3 separate regions of the Mus musculus genome follow, and regions 2 and 3 are each linked to region 1. The links are chromatin loops, found by intact Hi-C in ENCODE. Cell type or tissue: left cerebral cortex. All regions are shown on one strand.

Region 1 (8,000 bases):
ACTATGAAGCTCCAGTAGATGCTGTTTTACTGGCAGCTGCCGGGGAAGCCTTATTCTCATCTAAAGCAAAGAGATCTTTTGCCTTTTAACTAGTTAATAGGAGACTTTGATCATTTTAAATAGCCCTTCTACTGGTGCTGTGCTAGAGCTTACGGATTCTTTAAAATTTGTATGACAAGATTAAATGTAGCCTTAAGAGTTGAGTTGGATTTTGAGATCCTGAGCAGTGCCCTATCTGACTTATCTGCAGTGAATCACAGGGTTTAAGCACTAATTATCAGAGTTGTCTCATTTGAATGAATGCTATTGTCATATCTACAGTCTGCCTTATGCTTGAGTACAGCTAAGTGTGCTGGTGGAAGCTCATCGTAATTAACTGTGTTTTGTGACCTGGGACACAGGTCCAAAATCAGTGCCGAGCTAGAAAACATTGGAAGCAAGCTAAATGCAGAGCCTTAGCAAAACATCCAGAGACTAAAAAAAGACCCCTCCCCTCCCCTGCCGTGGCTGGGCTTAAATGTGTTTGGTTTAATTTCAGTACGTTGGTTCCCTTTGGCTTTATAGTCTAGGAGATCCTGTTCAAAATACTTGCAAGTAAATGCTGCTAGGAGGAAGATTGTTGCCAGGAAGAGAGATTAGACATATGTGTTCCCATTCTTTGTTAATGGCTTTTGCTTGTTTTGGTTGAAATGAAAATGTTCCTGTACTAAAGAGAAATAAACCCCTCCCTTCCTGTTTGCAAATGTCTTTCATTTGCTGTTTATCTTAATTAAATATACAGTAGAAAAGAGAATGTAACTGCTGCTCCTTTAATATCAGAGCTGTGCATGCTACAATAGGTGTCACTGTTTGGCTTCATCCAATCCTGATTGGTGGCTTCAGCTATTGGCTCGGAGCTCTGGCTGTCTGACTCCGTCTGCAGGGCTGTAATACCTACTCTCCTCTCCCGATCCATTCACCACACAACTTCACCGGCCGGCCGCGGCCGTACTGACTCGCTGGGCTCGCCACATCTTGCTAACCTAATTCAGAAAGCAAGCGCCTCAGCTCTCTCTCTGCCTGCCTCCTTTGCTCAGCTTTGCAGGTGATCCAGAGAACGGCTGGTTTTATGCGCAAGTAAGAAAACCAGGAATCATGATGGGAATGTATTTAACAGATCCGGTCCTGGATAAAACTTAAAGCCAGTTTCTCTTCAACATAGTGAAAAGGTCACCTTGCCTGGCTGGGAAAAGCAGGAAGAAAGCAGCCTGCCGGTCTCTGTTAACATCTTAGCTCCGGCTAGCCTCTTTGCCTTGATGTTTGAGCAGTTTTGCGAGATCTAGCTCTAAAGAGAGACATCCTGTACTCATGGTAGATGATAAAGAAAAGAACATGAAATGTCTCACCTTCTTCTTGATGCTTCCAGAGACAGTAAAGAACAGGTCCAAAAAAGGTTCAAAGAAAGCCAACAGCAGCGGTGGCGGCGGCGGCGGCGGCAGCGTTGGCAGTGGGAGCAGCAAGTTGCCCCCAGTTTGTTATGAAATAATTACCTTGAAGACTAAAAAGAAGAAGAAGATGGCTGCTGATATATTCCCCCGTAAGAAGCCAGCCAACTCCAGCAGCACCACTGTCCAGCAGCAACACCAGCACAACCTCTGTAACAACAACCTCATCCCGGCCCCCAACTGGCAGGGTCTTTATCCCACCATCCGAGAAAGGTAAGCGCCCTTGCTGGCAGGCTAGCGTGTTTACTCTCAAAGTTTGCCGGTGGTGAAGTCTCTGCTTTTTCATGACTGTAATGCAGTTTACCACGAATCCCTGCTCCTCTTCCCCAGAGGCTCTACTGGTAATGGAAAGCTGCCTTGTATCTTTTCCAAAGCAGTACAGCTGTTTTCCTCTTAGATAAAAATATTTTTGCAAGCTGTAACATTTAAGCAGCAGCTTTGTGTCTGTGGAGCACAGAGACAGGAAACCCTTCATTTGTCCTAAGCCCTGTAAAAGTTTAGTTAACTTTTAAAACTTGAGTTCCTTGCCATGTGTCTGCAGTGGTTTCAGGCAGTGGTGTGGCTGGACCCTTTGTATGCTCTTTAGCTGGGAGTGGAACGCTGAGCTGTTGTTGCTTAGCTTAACTCTGAAGTTTTGCATGTTGGGGAAAGGGCTGCTAAGAATACAGGCTGTTGTGAATTAATGACTCGCCTCTTGTTTGTAGAAATGCGGTGATGTTCAATAATGACTTGATGGCAGACGTACATTTTGTGGTTGGGCCACCAGGTGGGACTCAGCGGTTGCCAGGACACAAAGTAAGCAACAGCTGCATTACCGGTTTAGTCCTGAGATTTACATAGAGGGACCCTGTCAGCACAGAGCTTGGTGTGGGCAGGCAGCCCGCCGGCAGCCACTGCATGGTTCGCCCAGTTACAGAGAATATAGACCTTTGGCCACACTTCATTTTGTCTTTGTTTCCTTCTACACGGTTGTATATATCACCCAGAAATGTGCGCTTCTCACTCTCCAGGGCTAGGAAATGTTGTAACTGGCTTGGAAAGTCCTCTGTTTACTGTACCTATAGAAATCCGATAAAGAGCCCATGGTTTGATTTATTTCCCAGTGGGGTGGGGGTGTATATTAATGTCAAAGCTTTGAGATATTGATGGAGAGCCCACTTTGTGTGACAGTCTCATGCTCCCTGTCCAGTGCACCATAGCCTGGCTGTTTACGACGGTGGGCTATGTACCTTACGTGCCCCCGGCCCTCAGTGGCTAGTGGTTTTGGGGATTGACTCTGCAAATGCTTTCAGTGTAGTGTGTGAAGGGAGCTCTCCCTTTCTCCACAGTACGTCCTCGCTGTCGGGAGCTCAGTGTTCCATGCAATGTTTTACGGAGAACTCGCTGAGGACAAAGATGAAATCCGAATCCCAGACGTCGAACCTGCTGCCTTCCTCGCCATGCTGAAGTAAGCATGATGTGTGTGTTTGGAAAGAGTTTCTTGTGCTGTGTTCCTGCTCTGCTGGCCTCTCAGTCAGATCTGAGTTTCCTGTAAGCGAGAGATTCTAAAGAGAGGGGGTGCTGCTTGCCTTGTAAATGGTCTTAGAACCGCTCTTCTGTGCTCGGGGAAGTCCTATGGAATGTCGCAGGCAGTTAGAGCCATTCCTTAGCCTAGAGCCTAGGGGCAAAGAGCTCACGTGGTGAGCTGCTTTTAGGGACATTTTAAAAGAAAAATAGCTTTCTGGAATAAACACTGTTTAATAGGGATGTTCTCCTTCTGAAAGCAGGACACTTTAAGGAGGCTTCAGAGAAATAGACCTTTACTTCACAATGAGAGCAGTGATGTACCTTGTTTAGCTAGCAACACTAGGACGACACATGCCTTCTGTGTTGTCTAATGCCACCAGAAGTGGAACTTAGTATCTCATCTTTGACTACATATATTTTACCCACAAAATTGGACATGCAAATTTTTGATGAAGAGATTTTTGAAGGGATTGTTTCCTATAGTTGTCTGTAGATTAATACAAGCAATTTTAAATTAGTAATATAAAAACGTAAAAAAGATTGGGGTAGTCACATATTTACTTAAAATTTTTCATATCTTATAGATACTTTACAGACTCTACTGCATGTTAATCGGGTCCTGGGAATCATCTTTACCAGGGTCTAATGCTAAACAGTGAGATTAAGCCTAGTTATTATAAGTTGTATTTATAAGGTTTTTCTTAACTGTTCAAGGCTATATTTTGATCTGGGAATTTCATTTCATCGGAATAAATTTAAAAAACAATGTTTTTGAAGAAAAATTGCCAAGTGGGTCAAAAAGTTTGACAATATTCTTACAATTTTTAAAACAATCATTATTTTTTATTTACTGCTTACTGAAAAATAAGTTCTAGTCCGTTTCAGAGTTTTTAAGTATGTAATTCCCTGGTCCTGTAATGACATTGAAGCCTAATTGAACTAGACCGTTCCCAGTGGGGAGCGGGAGCAGGGAGGTTAAAGGCAGTGAGCGTGTGAGTGACCATAACAGTAACTGCTTCGTCACTTCTTAACCTTCAGCATCAGTCCATTAGAGACACCACCGAGAAACCTCTCTACCTGCTTGGATCCATGCCCTTCCTCACTGCCTGTGAAGTCCGCTCTGCGTGTGACAGTGCCATCTGTTGTTGGTAGAATGCAGCCCTAGTTAGCAACTTGGCCTCACTGAAGTCCAGTAGGGTGTTGTTTCCCAGACACATGTACAGTCAGGAAACAGGAGCAGGAATGTCGGAAAGTTACATCTTGATTGTTTGCCAAATATCTTCTCTTGTAAATAGATGTATTACCTAGAGCATATTAGTGCAGTTTTTAAAAATTATGGAGTCAGGCGGGGTGGAAAGAACAGGGCGTGAGTGAGGTTCCATTTGCCTTGTTGGGAACAGCAGTAGGAACTGAGGCTTCCCCTCCTGTGTCCTAGGGGAGTAGCTGTACTCAGAAAAGGAGTGGCAGCTCCCTGAGTTCCAGGGTGAGGCTACAAATCCAGCCCATATTCTGGATGCTCTCCTAGTCCTGGCCCTAGGCAAAGCACAACTGTACTGCAGCTGTGTTGTCGAGTGGTCTTGCCGGTGTAACCGGCTTAGCCTATAGAGAAGACAGTTTCCTGGAAGAAAGTGTTTATTACTGAGGAACCTTTTGGCTTGTTTATGTGTGTTTATGTTTTCTTTTTTTCCTTGCGAAAGCTAATCTTGGTTTCTTAAGTTAGGTATGTTTTACAAACATGAAATAAAATTACTATAAAAAAAATCAAAGTACCCACTGCTTTAGCTTAAAAACTTTGATAAATTTTCTCAGTGTTGTCATGGGCAGAGTTGTCACTGATTATCCTTTTGTCCTGTAATATAAGATTGCAGGTCGGTTCCACCTTCACTGTCTCAAGAAACTCCCACCATTCCCCCAAACAACAAGAAGTATTTCATCTCCTAAGATAGGTACAGCTCCCTAACGCACTGAATCAGTGTGCGTGTGAGCTCTCTGCTTTGTCTCTGAATAGATACAGGGGAAAGTAATGTTTGCTTTAGTTCTGAAAATAGGACAAATAGGAGTTTAGAACTTTAATACTCACAAGATTTGTGGAGTTCGCTGAAAAGGTAGTAGTGAAGTTTATGTGGTGATTTCTTAAACTTGGAACCACTTCAGAAATATTTAATATCAGGTTTTATTTTGTGTTTTAGAAAAGTCCCAAATCATTAAGATTTTTAACTTTGACCTTATAGTTTCAAAAGACATTTGTTTTTATTGAAACAGAAAGTGGAATAGAGCTATATATGTCTACTTTAAACTCTGCTGGTGCTGAAGAGAGAGATGGCTCAGGGGTTAGGAGTGCAGCTTCTACAGAGGTCCAGGATTCGGGTCCTAGCACCTTCTCAGGTGACTCACGGCTGCCCATAACTCCAGTTCCAGGGAGCCAGTGCCCTCTTCTGGACTCCTGGAGTACCCAGGTGCCCAAACATACACGCAGGCACACATATATAATTTTTTAATAATAATTTTTTAATAAATAATTTTTAAGCTATAGGATTGGGAATGTCAGTGCTTTAACATTTAATACAGTATAATAGACTTTTTCTGTGTTTTTGTAATCTTATCTCTGATATACAGTAATCTTTTAGATAATTGGAGTATCTCTTATTTTGTTGAAAATATACTGAATTTGTCTTTATAAGATAGAAGATGAATAGCAACACAGTTAATCCATTTAATTATATAAGCTTACTGATGAGCTGAAATCCTAATACCTTATGACTGTATTTCAGAGGCTTCTTTAGCATGTTTGTAGTAGCTGTCACATGAAAGTATGTTCTTGGACAGGCTTGAAAGCAGTGGCTTCCTTCCTTGCTCCTCATGCTCGTTGTGTGGAAACCTGCTTACATGTTGACTACTTTCTTTCAGATACATCTATTGTGATGAAATTGACTTGGCTGCAGACACAGTGCTGGCCACACTGTATGCTGCCAAAAAGTACATAGTTCCTCACCTCGCCAGAGCCTGTGTTAATTTCCTGGAGACCAGCCTAAGCGCCAAGAACGCCTGCGTACTCCTCTCCCAGAGCTGCCTGTTTGAGGAGCCGGACCTGACACAGCGTTGCTGGGAGGTGATTGATGCCCAGGCCGAGTTAGCGCTCAAGTCTGAGGGATTCTGTGACATCGACTTCCAGACACTCGAAAGTATCCTCCGCAGGGAAACTCTGAATGCCAAAGAAATAGTGGTTTTTGAGGCAGCCCTGAACTGGGCTGAGGTAGAATGCCAGCGGCAAGATCTGGCCCTGAGCATTGAAAATAAACGCAAGGTCCTAGGAAAGGCCCTGTACTTGATCCGCATCCCTACCATGGCCCTGGATGACTTTGCAAATGGTGCTGCACAGTCTGGGGTATTGACTCTCAATGAGACCAATGACATCTTCCTCTGGTACACTGCATCCAAAAAACCAGAGCTGCAGTTTGTGAGTAAAGCCCGCAAGGGCCTGGTCCCCCAGCGTTGCCACCGATTTCAGTCATGTGCCTATCGGAGCAACCAGTGGCGCTATCGGGGTCGCTGTGACAGCATCCAGTTTGCTGTTGATAAGAGGGTGTTCATCGCAGGCTTTGGGCTGTACGGCTCCAGCTGTGGCTCTGCCGAGTACAGCGCAAAGATCGAACTCAAACGGCAGGGCGTTGTCCTGGGCCAGAACTTGAGCAAGTACTTCTCAGACGGATCCAGCAATACCTTCCCTGTGTGGTTTGAGTATCCAGTGCAGATTGAGCCGGACACCTTCTACACAGCCAGTGTAGTGCTGGACGGCAATGAACTCAGCTACTTTGGGCAGGAAGGCATGACGGAAGTTCAGTGTGGCAAGGTGACTGTCCAGTTCCAGTGCTCCTCAGACAGCACCAATGGCACTGGTGTACAGGGAGGGCAGATCCCCGAACTCATATTCTACGCCTGAACTTTTCTTCTTTTATGCAGCATGAGGTGCCCACATGGGCCCTCCTTGCCTGACGCTTAGCTCATCTGCAGATATGTGGTCAGCACAGGTAATTTGTAATGAATGAAGCAGTAGGCAGTTTCTAATGTCTTTGAACCTTTTAATTATGTACAGGCTAAAATGCAACATTCCGCTTTTAACTCTATGCTTAGAAGAGCCAAGTTCTTACTCAGGCTTTGTGGGTTTCGAGTTGCGTCTGTACGCCTAGGGAGATCGTGTGCTTTTCCAAGTGCCCACCAACCTCCTACTTCTGTACCTCTGAAGAAAATTTTGGATCAACTTGAATTTCCTTTGATGAATGGAATTATGTATCCTAAAGTAGTATCATTATTTTTAAACAGAACCCCTTTCTCTCAATAAATAAATAAAAGCAAAAACAAAGAACAGGTAAACCTCAGTGTACGAATTTGAAAGAATATTTGCTTTGTACCAAGTAAACTTAGAAAGTAAACACTAGGCCAGTAGTCAAGTTTGCTGCTGTTCTTTTACATTCGTTATTTCTGGGCCTTGCTTTTATAGTCTTTGTATTTCAAGTTCATATATGTGTTACTCACTAAACAGTTCAGACTCTTGATGTAAGGAATTAGATATTTGTTTAGGCCATGATTCCAACTACAAAGCAGACTTATATTCTTTCAGGTTAGAAGACAAGATACCAGAATGCAGACCGCTTCCTTCAGAAGTGATGCAATTGGAAAATGTCATTGTTGATAGAAAGAAAGGTTGCAAACTTGCTAATTTGTACTCTAATGGGTAAAAGGGAAGCCTGAAAATGCCTATACAACCAGCAGTCAGTTTACCAGTGAGAAAGAAGGATATACAATTCAGAAAAGCCACTCTGGCCTGGTAGTTTTGGACCCCCCACAAATACACACTCACACACACACTATTGGTTTGTTCTTAAGTCTTACTGCATAGGACTCCCGTTTCTCCTCCCCCCTCCCCTGTTAAAAGAGGACCAAACAGTTCTTTAGAGGTATGGTATGGAGTAACGGTTTTGTAGCACTACTTGTCAGTGTGATAAAGTACTT
Region 2 (8,000 bases), 850 kb after region 1:
GAAGGCCCCAGGAAGTTTAGAAGTCAGGTGGGGTAGGGGTGGAGGCATCCATGTGGAGACAGAGTGGGGTGGGGAGGAGGTGTAGGATGTGGAGCAGTGGGAGGGTGGATAGGGCTGGAATAGAATATGGAGTTTAAAAAATAAATTAAAAATGAAATTAAATTAAAAAAAAAACGGCAGCTTGTCTTCAAAATCATTTTAACATTCTAATGGTTGTTGCCTTTATTTTGACTATTTTGCCTTCTTCTTGCCCTCTTTCCTGGGACTCTCATAGTCCTTTACACATTGTGATTGCAGTGTTTTTTTTTTTTTCTTTACCTTGTTTAATTTTTTTTTCAGGAAGTGTACCTTTATCTAAAGACAAGGATGTTGTCCTTAGATTCTCAATCATTTTCATCCCCACAGAGTCCCATTATCCCCAGCAGATGCTCAGCAAATATCCTTGACAAGCTATAAATCACCTGTTCAGTAATCAATGACTCCCAGTGTTGAGACATCCTGTCATGGTAGTGTTACCTGAAAGAACAATTTTATTCCTCGGCTTTCTCTGTGTTCCACATTGCAGGTCACAAATTATCCAAATTGAATCACACAGAGAGACAATATCCAAAAATGTAATTTTGTATGTGTTTAATTGTCATTAGTAGACCTGCTTGCCAAATTTATTTGGACACTTTAAAGAAACCGAACATCAATTTAATTTGGTATATTATAATTGGATTCTACAGGCTTAGCAATTTAAGAGTTACAGAGTTGAATAGCTGAAGCACATTTATAGAACAGTTTTATTATGGAAGGATGCTTGTGTTTCTTATTATCTCTACTGAGGGATGGATCAGAACATTCTTGATTTCAATACTGATAAGCACATGGTGCCACTAGCTGATAACCTCAAAACTCCCATCGTTTTTGGATTTAACAATGGCCCTGTGACTCTAAATGCCATATGCTCATGCTTCTTGGAGGCCATTCCTTTAAAAAGTAAAATTAGTACTATCCTCAATGCCCCCTGCAGTCAGTCTCCACGGCTTGAAATGACTTTGTAGATTAGTCAGTAACTGAGAGTTTGTGTCAAATCTTATATGCCTAAAATGAGAACCACATGCAATCTTTCATTACTTTCCCCTTGTTTATCACCTGCCTCCTTGAAATGTCACATAGCTCTTGGTATCCATCCAGGGTAGGCCACATACTGCTTATACAACAGTAAATTAAAAAACACTAGTCTATTCTTCACATAAATAACTTGAACATTCTAATACTAAAATTTCAATGACATATATCTTATTTTGGTGAGTGTAAAGTAAAATGTTTTATTTATTTATTTTTTTTTTTTGTTTTAATGAAGCTAGCTCTGAGCAGCACTTAGTAAAATGTGGATTTTCTTACTTATACCCAATCCTCATATATTTGCCCTTTACTTTTCTTCATTCAACATTTTATATCACTTAGTTTATGTCACCCTATAACAAACATAATAACTTAAAACAATCACATGTTTCTTATAATTCTATGGTTTTACTGGATAGTTGTCTGATCCAAGCTAATGACTTTTCATGCTCTTGTAAACTCTAAGGCAGGCAAGCAACTCTGTTGATTTTAACATGATTTTCTCATATGTTCACATCTTACTTGGAATGGTAGACTTGACTCTGTTCTCCATACCCATGTCTCATATTTAGGTGTCATTTGTTCATAGTAAATAGAAAAGAGCAAAAGCTAAAGAGAATTGTGAGGCCCCTTGAATTGTCAAGTTCTGAACAGTGTGATATTATTTCTACCATAGTCTGCTAGTTATTAGAAGCCCAGGCTCTGGGGCTGTGGAAAGCCCTCATACTGAGAGGAGAGTAGCAGAGTGTAGATTCAAAAAGGTGTGAAGTCTTAGAGCCATCTTTAAAAGCATTCTTTATATCCCCCCAGTTTCTCAAATGTGCTGCTGTTCCAAGATGTCTTCAGTCTATACTTTTCCTGTTTTAAAATCTGTGTTTGAAATGGCAGTATTTGAGAAACATCCGTAGAAAGATGAATTACTTATAACTCTAAATGTATTGTCTGTCCAAATACTATTGAAGAACTACTCCATGACCTCTATATCTGCAATACAAACTTTCCAAATCTAAAGAATACCATGTATGCATAAAGAAGTATATAAAATGGACAGTCTGTGTGCTAAAGGAGATGTTTAGTATTTTGTGTAACATAAATATGAGTGACTACAAAATGATGTAAGAGAATGCATATACATGTGTATTCATTGAGTACTTACTACGTATGATAGTCTTTGCACCCATCTTTAACTCATAAACTAATATCATGCTTATAATACAATTTTAAAATGAGAACAGTGAAACTTTAATGAGTTAGACAATAGGCCTCCAGTTATTGGATGGAAGAGATGAATCCTGAGCTTTTGAGACAATCACAAGGCCACTTGCCATTCAGCATGTGCTCTCATGGGTGCCTTTTCTTGACTTCATATTACTTTCCAGCAATGTTCTCTATCTTTGTTGCACACTGAAGTCAGTTGTTTCAAAATATGTGGTACTGTTCCTAAAGATACAATCCATGTATCTAATACATACAATTGGCAATAGCAACATCACCCTAGCCTGATTGCAAATTCCCAGATTCCTTCCAAGTTCTGTTGGATTACATTATCCGGGAAACTCAGGAGTCTGAATTTTTAAAATCTGGATGGATACTTCTGATGCATTTGAAATCTTGAGCTTGGCTACTTATCACTATGTACGATATTCAATCCTGTGCATAAGCCCCGGTGACAGGAGACACCTGGGCTCTTTCTCAGGCTTACTGAGCCAATATTTTCAAATAGCTCTCTGAGCAATTCTGATGCACTTAGGATTGAAAACTCACATCTTCATTCTAAGTAGACCTCATTATATACTTAATTATATTTCAATATATATGCACCAGTAATTATAATGCACGTTTTCTCAGAGAAAAGCATAACACATGCAAATTTTCATTCAGAAAAGAGTAGCTAGTATTAAAACAGAAGGATTTTTTGTCAGTTTTTGACAAGAGTCAGTTACTTCAGGATTCCAGGTTGACAGGATGATTGGTGGGTGCCTCATCTACAATTAATGAGGTATTATATCAGAGGGCTGTCTGAGCTGTGAGCAATACAATGAAGCCTTTCTCAGACCTGTGACCTGGAATGCACATCTCAGATGAAGCCAAAATGAAGCGATTATCCTTTCTATGGGGATGACTCACATGCTCAAGCATGACCAACTTCAAGATTAAACTCAGTACCTAAGGCACAGAGTACACATGGGTGCTTTCATGCCAAATAAGAAATCACATTCTAATTCTTCTCAAAATTGTCATTTTCAATTTCTGTTAGACCATCTGAGAAATACTGACCCATCGCTAATTGGTCCCTTAGGTCTGAGGGCTAGAACAGAAGGAATTAGGTTCAAGAAATATTTCTGTTGCCAGCTATCTGGAAACTTTTAAAAAATACCTCCCTTGGTAACTTTTATTGAGAGCTTCCCACAAAGGACATAGAATCTATGGTTTGGAAAATATTTTTCAATTCAGCTTTTCTTTCAATCCAGATGCCTTCAGTTCCAATTTTCAAAGTAGCTCATAATCTAACAGTCACTTGTGGAGTTCTCCTTGAATTAAGTGTGAATCTAAAGATTATGGATGAATTAAAATAATCAGTATATATCAGAACTTGCTGCTGGAACTGTGGTATGTAGACTAGCAGGATTGTCACTACCTAAAACTTCTTAGACACTCAGTCTTTGGCCCTAGCCAAGGTACACAGAGTCATTTTACTAGCATGTTGAAAGGTCTGTATAATATTAAAGTTCCAAAAATATTGCCATAGAAAATATGGTTTAGCCATCTTGATGTAGTTGGAAAAAAAAAAAAACACCATATAACTTAGATATTTTGAAAACTGGAAATGGACCAAAACATGATCCCTCAATGGTCAAAGAGTTTAGAGATGACTGAATATGACAAGATGAATGATTATTTTAACTCAAACTACCTGGAAAACAAGTCTGGAAAGAGAATTAAGTGCCTGAAAAGCAAGAGTGAAGGATTAGTGAACATGTTTCCAGCTAGTTAACATAAAGGGGTCTGGAACATAAACAATCTAACAGAATTGGCACAACCTTGGTAAATAAGTACACTTTTGTGATTTTCTTCAAAGAGTCATTTGCCACCCCTTTGCATGTGTATGGATGACAGACTGCTAACCAAAATGGTCTATCATACCTAAGGACAATTCTATGAAGAAAGGGGACAGCTGTAAAATGTCAACAGTATGTACAACAGCTGAGGACAGAAGCACTGGCCATAAAAGCACATGTGAATGACACCAATAATATTGCTATAGTCTGCTTGTTGAAACCGTAAACCCCAAGACTATGGTATAAAAAGATGTGGTACTTGGGTGCCCTCTAGCTCATGTTGAAATTACATTCCCATCATGAGATAGGAAGATATAGCCAGGTGTAACCTTTAAGAGATGATTAGGGCTAGACTCTCAGGGCTGGATTAATAGACTAGTGAGTTAAAAAAAAATCTGGCTCCAAACTGGTTAAAACAAGTTTAGCTAGATGCTAGTCCAGTATTAGTCTCTCACCATGGAATTCTCTATATTGCCTTAATCATCATGCCAGAAATATGAGCTTCTTTCCTTTATAACGTGGTTACAAAATTTAGTTAAAAGCATCTGGAAAGAGACTAAGAGAGGTTTTTTTTTTTTTTTAAATAAAAGATGATCCAGAAAGCACTCTTATATGCCCTTATCTGACATTCTAGGACATAATGACATTGAGACCACCACCAGAAAATGAACATGCTGTTATTCTAAACATGAACTATGCATGATGATGATTTTTTTATTGTTTAAAACTCATACAACTTATAAGACATATTACAGAAGCCAAAATGGACCTAGATAAAACATTGAGAAAATAGATGCCAGACAGGTATATACCAGTAGCAGAATATTTTATGTATTCAATGATAATGTTGGGAACAAGCAAAAGAAACTTGTCCTAAGTACTGCCATTTTGTTCCAAAACATAATAGCTGTTCCTAACCACAGCTTCCACTATGCCATTTGTTCTCCAAAACATAATGACTTTTCCTAACTGAAATGGAAAAAAAAATGAATTTGATTGATTGGTTTGTAAATTCTACATTCCATGTCAGTTGATATAGATCAACCACATAAAGAAAGCCCTTATCCCTAAATCGTGATTGGTGGAAAAATGTAACAATAACTTAGCATAAAATGTTTATGGTTTGTAAGTCTAAATACTCTGTAGCACTCTGGCTCAGTGTCCCAGTTCAGCTCCCAAGTCTGTTCTGCAGCCCTGATCCATTAGTAGTAACTTGATTACAACAATTCTTTGTAATCTGCATTGACCTTGTGCTTGAATTGTGTTGGATCTAAGCAAACTCCATAACAAAGTTATAATGTATCTTCTAAAAAATGTTTGTTAGAGAAGGTATAATTTGACTTAGACATTGAAGAACCCAGGCATCTTTTCCCATTCAACTACTGCTTTTACTTCCCTCGGGAAGTTCACCTGTTCTCTGCCGGAACATGGAATTATTATGAAGACCATCCTACATACCTGGATGCAAAGCTAGGAATAGACTGAGGTTGACCAGTCAAGTCGTTACATCTTCATACATGGGATAGGATCTAGCATGAGAACTTGCCCAAAATTGAGCCAGAATCTAATAAACATATTTGGATATTGGAGTCTCATTCTTCCTTGATGTTATTAAACCCAAGAATAGAATCCAAGAATGTAAACAGATGAGGAGGCAGGGGAAGGAAAGAGAAATTGAGGTCTGAGTGTGCAAAGCATAAAGCCTGATATTAAAGCCAACATTTTAATGTCATTTTTTTTCCACCACAAGGTAATCAACATGAGGTTCTACTTCTCACAGTTAAGTTTGTTCTAGGGTTTAACACTTGTTTTTGTTTTTTCATTTTTATATTGCTTATGTTCTTTGTTGTGGAATTAGCATAATGAATTTTTAGTTCCCTTTCTTATTTTTCTGAACCTTACTTTTACCACTGTAGAAATTCTAAGTATTTTTCCCCTTCTATTTTGGATGGCAGGGGGGGCGGGGGGAGGCAGCTGAGGTGGCTGTGATTGTGTTCTATGTTCAGATCACTTTCTGCATAAATCAAATTGAAAATGATTTCTCACCATTTATGTAAAAGCCAGATGCTCCTTCTGAGCCCATAAACTTCACAGTGGATGAAAATAAGGAGAAAGTGAATATGGTTTAGGGAAAGGTGATATCTTTTAGTCCTTAATGTATCAATTTATTTCCTGACTTTGAAAGGTAAAATAACATTTTAAAGAAAATATTCTTAACAGCCAACTCTATTAGGCTGTATCTTATTTTCAAATTATGACAGAAAAATTCTTACAAATAAACTGAAAATAGATCAACTTTGAGAAACAGCAAGAGTGAACTACTGAACGAAACCGTTTAGTATTTCAAGACACATCAAAATGTGGCAATTCATCACCACTGTCAAAACGTATAAATGCAGTACGAAATTCCTAATGGGTAAACAGTGAAAATACAAATCTGAATTTTCAAAGATTCCTAAAACCGAACTTAGGGCACATGATAGGCCTAACACATGTGTGTAGTTCTGATCTTGAGGCAAATCTTCAGATTCATTGAGGAATTCAAACCTACTTGGTTATATGAATTCACCTAACATTTTGCTTTATTTCATATTATGCTGATAATAATGACTTCTATCAATGGAGGGCTCACTAAACAGAGCTGCATAATTAAATCTGAAACCTTCCTTGGTAGTGAGGTGCTAAGATGTTTAAACATTCCTCAATGGTTCATGATAAACTGGGAATCTTGCCCTAATGTAAGTCAGCAAGCAGCCTGGGCACTCAGCTTCTTTGCACTGGCCATCTCAGATTTGTTTTCCTTCCCTCTCCATTGCCACACACCTCATCACTAATAATCAGATTTCTTAAAAGTTTGGCAGAATACATAAAATATATAAAATGAGAGTAGAAGGGTAATTTTGGCTCCTAGTTTCAAAGGAAGTAGGCTGTGGGCAAGCAGAGCCACTCATACATGGTGACCAGAGAAGAGGGAGGGAGTAGGGATAATGAATATATTTACATATACATTTTTTTCATGTTTTTAAGTCTATCTGGGTTACCAGACAAGATTATGGGATAATGCTTCTTCCATTTAGAGGGCCAACATGCAGGGAGACTCTTCTCCCTAGAAGCATCCTCATCGACATACTTACAAAGTATGTTTTACTAATTTCTCTGGCAATGCTTCTTAATATAATAAAGTTGGACTATCAACATTAAAAATTGCATTTCACACTTGAAATACCTTTGGATTGTTGCAGTGAAGTATTTATTTATTTATTTATTTATTTATTTATTTATTATGTTTATATGAGTACACTGTCGCTGTTTTCAGACACACCAGAAGAGTGCATCAGATTCTATTACAGATGGTTGTGAGCCACCATATGTTTGCTGGGAATTGAACTCATGACCTCTAGAAGAGCAGTCAGTGCTCTTAACCACTGAGCCATCTCTCCAGCCCTTGCAGTGAAGATTTTAATACTTACCTTTAAGAACCTTTCCATTAGGAGTGTCTGAGAACTGATGATCAACATTGACAATCAGAGAAACCTGACTGTTCCATCCTTCTTTCATGTCTGCAGAAGCCAATTCATTCTGCAGTTTGAAGAGGACCAGAGAAGCCTTCTCTCTTAAGTTTTACTAGCTAATATTGCTTGTTACAGAATTCATTAAGAGTTGGCTTTCACTCAATAGGAATACAGTTTACTGTGGTCTTCATTTCAGCCAGCTGCCTTCATTCTGTTTCCTCAAATATAAGCTACACGGCACAAGAACTGTCCTTAACAACACTGAACATACTACTTTCCTTAGTTGATGTTCCGGACTTACACTGAACACTTATCTTTT
Region 3 (8,000 bases), 270 kb after region 1:
ACTTGAGACATACTAGAGCAAGCTTTATGAGAGTGCGCATTTGATAAAAATAATAGAGTGAAAAAAGCTATGGGCTATTTCTTACCCTAGAAACTTTTAGATAAAGAAAACTGGGTGGACTAATTTACAGAGGGTATAAAAGATGGGATACAAGGGGGTGGGGGTGGAGAAAGACAATGTACAGTCTATGGAGGGACACAATCAGTCTCACCTGGGAGCTCACAGAAGCATCTAATCTCTAAATCAAAATCTAAAGGACTGGGGCTATTCATCTCGGTATTAGTAAGTACTCTACATCTCTGAGATGCATACTAACCATTGAGAACAGCCTTTGTCTTTATAGAACAGGTAGAACCAGCCAGAACTAAGCATCGGGGCCAGGAGTTGGACTTCTGTGTTTCCCTTTCTGATTCTTCTGAGTATGTATTTCATAGGGCACATTTCTCTGTATCCACAGCCTCTTCCTCCTATGGCATCCTTCCTAAGGTGAGTTAACTGGGGTCAAAGAGATGGCTAAGCCATTAAGAACACTTGCTACTCTCATGGAAGATCAAGCATCAGTTCCCAGAATCCACTTGGCTTACAATCAACTGAATGAAACTCCAGTTCCAGGCTTGTGACACTCTGCAGGCCTCCAGGATGCACATGGCATACCTACATACATGCAGGCAAAACACTCCTACACAAAATAAAAGTAAATAAATCTTAAGAAAACAATGAGGTAATTATCATTCATCAGAAGGCTGAATTCTAACATGAGCCAAATTCTCTATGTCTGAGGCGTTTATATGATACAACAAGTGGAAAATTCTAAACCTAATCTCATGTGACATGATGCCATTGAAATAGTCATTTTTTTTACCCAAACTCTTTTCTTTTGATCTGCTAAGTCAAGCTGCTGAATTTGAACCTTTATCCAGCCTGGCCTTCAGAAACCTGCTTTACTAATGCCTGTGAGAAGCTGAATGAAGCTCAGGTCTTCCTCAGGCTTGACTTCAGTGGTTCTCTACCATGAGCTCAGCAGGCTCAAACCTGTGCTTCAGTTCATTCCAATTCACGGCATGTGGTGCAGAGTCTGCAGGTCTCAGCTGGCAACAAAACTCTGATTAGTGAATGAGTTTCTGACTCATAGGATCCACACACTCTACTGCCTCTCAAGATCTTTTTTATTTAATGTCAAAATGGCCTGGAGTCGAACTGTGCTTAGATGTCAATATGGTTGGTAGTTGAGCTCTGTGTCAGTGTTGACTGTAAGTAGGCTCATAGATCTTTGCTTTTAGCCGTTTTGTGGGATATAGGGTTGACTAGAGTGGAAAAAAGAGAGTCTCAGGGGGTTAATAAATCGGAGAAGATGGGGTGTTTGCTTTACAGTGCTGATGACCAGACTTTTTTTTAAATTAAATTGTTTTATTTATTTACATTCCAACTGTTGCCCTTCCTCCCAGCTGCACCCTCAGAATTTTTCACCTCATCCTTCCCTCCCCTTTGTCTCTGAGAGGGTGCTCCCCCCGACCCCTGCCAACTATGCCTTTCCCCACCCTGCAAGTCCCTTCCCTGGGGCATCAAGTCTTTATAGAATTAGGTGCATCCTCTCCCACTGAGGCCAGACAAGGCAGTCTTCTGCTACATATAAGCCAGGCAGGGCAGTGTGTGTGTGTGTGTGTGTGTGTGTGTGATGGGCCAACCCATGTATACTCTTTGATTGGTGGCTTGGTCTCTGGGAATTCTGAGGGGACCAGGTTAGTTACTGTTCTTCCTATGGGGTGGCCATCCCTTTCAAGTCATTCCATCCTTTCCCTAACTTTTCCATAGAGGTGACTGTCCTCATTCCAATGGTTGGCTGGAAGTATTTGTATCTGTCTCTGTCAGCTGCTGGTAGAGCCTCTCAGAGGATAGCCACGTTAAACTTCTGTCTGCAAGCACAATATAACATCAGTAATAGTGTCAGTGTTTAGTGCCTGCGCATGGGATGGATCCTAGTTAGGCCGGTCTTTGAATGGCCTTTTCTTCAGTCTCTGCTCCATTTTTGTCCCTGCATTTTTTTTTTTAAAGACAGGATCCATCCTGGCAGATCCTGCTTTTATTATTATTATTATTATTATTATTATTATTATTATTATTATTTGTATGTATGTTCATAAGAGAAATTGGTTAATAAGAGTCTTTCCTGAATTGGTATGATGGAGCAACAAATATTAAAACAATAGTTTTAAAAAACCATATTTCTATAATCAGGTACTTATAAAGAACAACTGATTTTTCAAATTGAATGATTTTATAGGCGGGAATTCTGCTTAGCACTTTTGCAATGCGTAGAGTCCCAGTGTCATTAGAACATAATATTCTGCTATTGAAACAGTTTCACTTAAATGGCAAGAATATACAGAGTTTACCACAAAGACAAAATGAGAGGCATAGGACTTATCCTAAGTAATATAGAGTTAAGTAGGGCTACAGACTAGCAAACAGGTAAGGAAGACACTGTATGAATACTGCCATAAGAGGAGAGCCAATGCTCCAGGGGCCCAGGACTTTGGGGTGAATAGCGCGCACGCGCGCGCACACATATACACACACACACACACACACACACACACACACACACGCACACGCACACGTGCGCGCGCGCACACACACATTGTCTATGCATGGGTATATGCAGGAATACTTATTAACATCACACAGTTCAATTACAACCAGAGACATTCTTTTGAGATGTGTTCGCCTCAAGTACTGATCTGCATTGGGTTTTGAAATAAAATTTCTTTTTCTTCTTCATTGGAAAGAAAATATTTGGATGAATTTTTCTATTTTATGCCAACACAGATTAAATAATGAAATATGTTTCTGGATCCTGAAAGTGTAAGTTAATGTATTTGACAAGATTTCTGTTCAGTTTTGCTAGTTCAGATTCCCTTTCCCCTAATTATTCATTTTCTGCAAACTTCCTTTTTATTAACATATGTTACCTTGTACATTTTTCCACATGTCTATTTTATCAATGTTCTTTTTTTTTTTTTATGTCAAATGCTACTGGCTTGTGTTTTTCTTTTATTTTCTTAAGGACTGCAGTTTCTCTGTAGTCTGTCCTTACAATCTATAAAGCATTCTGGCCTGGAGGACTTTCCACAAGTCATCCCTGTGTAGGAGGTGCTGTTACTGTTGCCATTCTTGAGATGACCCTGGGGGAGCAGGTAGGCTATGTAGCTTCCACTGGGTTTTAAATGAGCACAGGCAGCTTCAGACCTACTGTGTGTGGGTTTAGCAGCAGTTCCTCTTAGCAATCCTAAAATATCTCAGATAACTGCATCTTAGACATACATAAATTATCTGGCTCTAGAATGCATGAATTTTCTTGTTCTGTTTTCAAATTCACTAATTGCTCTTTTTAGTTTTCTTTAAATTCATTTAGTTTCCTTCACATTTCTCCTTTAGATAGTCCACGTGCAATGCTTCTTTCTCTTTTAGTTTCAAAACCAACGTTCCGTTAAATTTGGCACAAAGCCGCCTCCATATGAGCAAGCTGCAACCTAATCTAGTGTATAAATGAGCTGCAACTGAACTGCTATATTCTTGCAATAAGTAGCCAAGTCTCTGCAAACCAAGCAGCTGGGCTCTCAGCTGATCACAGCCTGCTGACTGCTCAGTGTGTCCAAAGAACGCTTTTCTCCATCCAACTATTTTTACATGTCACTTCCTGGTTCAGCTTGCTACCTGATTCATGAATCTCCTCTCTGCTTAAGTAAATAAACTGCTAAATTTAGTCCATTTAAAGATGTTCTTGCAACAGTAATGAGAGGTTTGAACACAAAACCGAGGGAAGCATGCAGTACCTCACTATCTCATATAAATGGTCTCTTGATTATTACTCTGTGCATATTCTCAGTTATAAGCATTGTCCTCTATTGTGACCAAGCAATTACTCAGAAGCGCACAGAGGCATTAATTTCCAAATAATTAGATTTTATTTGATTACTTTCTTTAGTAATTTCTATTTTTACTGAACAATAATAAGAGTATGTGATTTCTACTATTTTCAACTCTTGGATCTGTTAAGATCTTTTGGGATCTCTTTCAATAGAGAAATAGGGTCTTTACTGAAAGGGAAAATTTTTTTTCAGAGTAAATGAAAACATTTAGCTATGTCTAATAAATATTCAAGACTATAATGTTAAAATTAAGAGCCAAAGAAAAGGGAGAAAAGAAAAATATTGTCTGTACAGTGTTGATTAAAACTAATAATCAACTCCAGTTCCATTTGCATTAAACTTTGTATGTTTTCTTCTTCAGGAGAGCCTTTCCTCTCTATGTGGACTATATTTTATTGATGCTTATTCTGTAGTTTAGAAATGTATCTATTATTATCTATACTTCCTGATAACCTTAAGTTTGTAAAGGACACCTCCTCAGAGGAGAAGCAGCCCCTTTCTCTCTTCATGTGAAGAATACTCCATGGCTCTCATTTTGTTAGACACCCCTCAATTCCCAACATAGTCTCTCACATTTGTTAAAAACCAAGATTACGACTAATGAGTCACTGGTTGAACCACAAACCCCTTCATCTTCAGGAACTCTTTGACACAGTAAATCCCGAAACTATTTCCATATACTTGCTATTTCATTAATGTATCTGAGTTGTTTCTATATTTATGTATTTCTATCCTGCAGTGGAATTCTCCTGAATTTGTGCTCTGTGTGTAATATTTTAGAAAAATGGGTTAAATTGTTTGATCTTAAAATGTCTTCAGATAATTTCAGTAGTGCAGTTCTGCTGAGTATGAAATGGAAATTTTGCAATTCAAAGTGTACAGGCATTTATTTACTTGATAATAAGTATTTACATGATACTTATTATAGTATAGTACTATACAACATCAACCTGGGCACTTTATTGGCTGTGCCCTCTTTGAATACTCCAACTTTTACTTCCTCTTTATTCTAGGAAATAAATATCCAGTGTGGTCTCCACAGAGGGTCTTTTACGCTCCCTTGCATTCGAACATGGCTTTCCTTCTGGACAGAAGGGCTGTCTTCACCAGAGAACTGAAGGCTTTAACTCCATTTTAAGTGAGTGAACTGAATTTTCCGTTTTACTTCAGCCAGCCTTCATGAATCTAGTTCAGTAACCTCTTTGCATTGCAAGTGAGTTCCTCTGAATTGACGCTAGCCTCTTCTATAGAGAGAAATGGTGATATAGTGCAGATTTTATTATAGATTGTAGGCTCTAGTTAATAATTAGATATCTGAAGGAAACTTTTATAGCCCATATAGTAAAGAGAAACAGAGGGGTATATTGGTGTGTTCAGGTGGGATCTTTTTGAGCTCTCCTTCTCTTCTCATGGAGTTGAGCTAGAAGTGAATCAAACATTCTTCTCCTCCCATCTGACTTTCCTCTACCCTCACACCAATATGATTGGCCCCAAAGCTCTCCTTCCATGTTCTTTCTGATTATATTCTCTCCTACAAAGCATATCCGTGTTTAAACAAATATTTCAAGACATGAAACGTGACTCAAAACCTTCTTTTCCTTATTCTGGCACCTTGAGTGAATGAAGCTGCAGTCTTCTAAGAATGCAGAAGAGAGACTCGAACAGGATCTGGGGTGGAGGGAGAACTTTTGTGCTGACAAAGAGATTGATTTCTGAGCGTTTGAAATGTCCTTTTCTCAGGATGTAGTACAAAATGTAAGCATGGATCATTATTTTTTTTTTCTGCCTCCTGGGGGCCTTGCTTTGAACTCGGTACATAGCAGATGCTGTGCAGAGAATAAAGTACTTGATTCCATCCATCCACCTCCATTGTCATTCTCAAACATCCCCCCCCACCACCACACACACATACATAATGTCTATTCCTTGAACTTGTGTTTGCATTATTAGCAATTCTTGTGTTCCTCCTCCTTTTCTTCTTCTTGTTATCTTGTTGAAATTTTAGGGATTTTAATGAAAGGTAGAGAAAAAGTGTAGCTGTCTCAATTTCAATTGCATTGTTACCATTTAATTAAGGAAAAGTGTGCACATACTCTAAGGGAAAACATTGTAGAAATGTCTAATGAAATACAAACAATAGTACTGTGTGGGCTCCTCTTTGGATTTCCTTCCAGTAAACATAGAGGACACTGTAGCACAAACCTCCACTTTCCTGTCACCAACCGAGTTGCTCTTCAGATCTGTTATGGGCACATTGTTCTAACTTACAGTTCATATATGCGGCTTGAGTACTTCGGATTCAAAATACCTGTCCCCAGAAATATTTTTCAAATGATATTAGTTTCTTCTTTTGAATTTAGGAATATTAAATATATGGAGTAAGGTATCTTGGGAATGGAACCCCAAGATTTCTATAACATGAAATTCATTGTTTGTAGATATCTTAAAACAGCTTGAAGAAACTTTTATGTAGTATTTTTAAAATTTTATCTGTATTTTGATTGAAATCTGTCACATGAGGTCAAATGGAGAATTTTCCTACTTTGTCAAAATTCACTGTTTGGGACTTTGCAGATGAAAGATGTTCAACTAGTGACTGCCTGAAGAGTTTAGCCTCAGACTCAGCGAATAGGAATTCTTGGAACCATAGAGGGGAAATGTAGTTCCTTACACAGACCCTTCAGCCAGATCTCCCCTAAATCCACATTCTAGTGCTGTTACCTACAAATGGCTCCACTGTGCTGGTTCCTAAACACCTGCATTTTCCATCACAGAAAGGAGAACATGCAAACATCCTTTCGATGAACAGACACTGTGATGGTAGAATACAGGTATTGTAGGCAATTAACACAGTAAAGCCAGACAGGAATAGCTGACATGTTATAAATATTCAATGAATGCTCTTTGCTTTTCTTAAAAGAACCAGCTTTCCCTCTTGAATATTTTTAAAATTATATACAACTTAAAGCCCAATTAAGCGCCTTTTGTCTAGGATGCCTTGACTAGTCACTATTCTTCATATTCCAGCCAAATTGTTGCCTAGGATATTCCTAAGGTTTTATTTCTTAATTTTGCTATCTGTCAGAGTTGCTCAGGCGACCGGGGAGCTACGTGACTTTTTCTTTTGCTTCTCTCTGCTGGGTTGTGGGAGTAATGTTATTGACTATAAAGTTTTCATGAAATTGCTCACTGTCATTTCCAGGACACCCACGGCAGTGATTAACCCAGCATGGAGAGTGCATCGCCAAATACCGTGATGAGTTGTGTGCAAAACTTTAAAATAGCTTGCTCTCTCATCTCTAACCAATGCTCCCATTAGGCAGAGTGGGCTACAACCTTGCTGGGGAGTGGGTGGTGCAGAAATGCTTGAAAGATTCTCTATTGAATGGATTCCTCATTTTCACTTGGTAGTTGTGATTCAAAGATGGCCTTTCAGTCTGGCTTGTTTAGCACACAGCCATCCAGCAAGAGGACTGTTGGGGAGGTAGGTAGCTCATTCTGCCTCCCCAGCACACCTCGTGGGTGAGCATAGCTGCCCTTAGGATTCTGGGAAGAACAAGCTGGAGTCCTGCTCTCGACGGCTGACAGGGTTATTGATTGACCTGGTTGGATGAGTGTCTTCCTTTTAGCACTGGGAACTTTGACACCCTGGGCACCTCCTCAGACCTGAGTAAGCTGGGACAGGCAGAGACCTTACACAAAAGTAAACATCCACTTTCTCTTAATGACCAGGTCTATGAACGTAGGTAAGCATTAAGCCTTCTACCGGCAGATTTCCACTTTATGATGTGATAATGTCTTCTTCACAGTGTGGTAGGAATAAGATGCTATATTGTTATCAAGGCCAGGCATGGTATAGACTTGGGAGGCAGAGACAAGAGGATCATGAATTTAAGGCCAGCATGTGGTGCACAGTGAGATTCTATTTTATATTTAAAAGATTAAAACAAACAAACAAACAAACAAACAACCCTACCAACCAACCAAGCAAACATGCTTTGTGCCCTGTGAGGCAATGTGTCAGTGTCAGCTGATTTTGTCATGAAAGCTATTGTTCTTTTGGCCCTATCA

What was found. Peaks named below come from ENCODE experiments on the same cell type or tissue, not always from the same donor. Only the 100,000 strongest peaks of a DNase experiment are listed, where the experiment ranks them.
Region 2: a loop joins it to region 1, with 14 times the contacts of the local background. A loop is called at or near these places in 3 of 42 quality-filtered maps.
Region 3: a loop joins it to region 1, with 9 times the contacts of the local background. A loop is called at or near these places in 3 of 42 quality-filtered maps.

What each region holds. Positions count from the first base shown.
Region 1 is chr2:138,277,561-138,285,560 of GRCm38, forward strand. Btbd3 (BTB (POZ) domain containing 3) reads left to right here and starts at 933. Exons shown (of 4, transcript NM_145534.2): 1 at 933-1,697; 2 at 2,189-2,279; 3 at 2,813-2,931; 4 at 5,898-8,000. The coding sequence starts at 1,348. The coding sequence ends at 6,930. In left cerebral cortex, CTCF peaks have their summits at 2,282 (motif pointing right), 3,026, 4,151 (motif pointing left), 5,443 (motif pointing left) and 1 weaker place; DNase peaks (open chromatin) are centred at 11, 916, 1,403, 1,755 and 3 more places; H3K4me3 peaks cover 4,625 bases; H3K27ac peaks cover 3,994 bases.
Region 2 is chr2:139,127,924-139,135,923 of GRCm38, forward strand. No RefSeq gene overlaps it. Among named protein-coding and RNA genes, the nearest start is that of Gm14066, 180 kb to the right of the region's middle. In left cerebral cortex, a CTCF peak has its summit at 4,441; a DNase peak (open chromatin) is centred at 4,415.
Region 3 is chr2:138,548,149-138,556,148 of GRCm38, forward strand. No RefSeq gene overlaps it. Among named protein-coding and RNA genes, the nearest start is that of Gm14061, 29 kb to the right of the region's middle. In left cerebral cortex, no CTCF peak of the experiment used is centred here; DNase peaks (open chromatin) are centred at 3,226, 3,558 and 7,180; H3K27ac peaks cover 617 bases.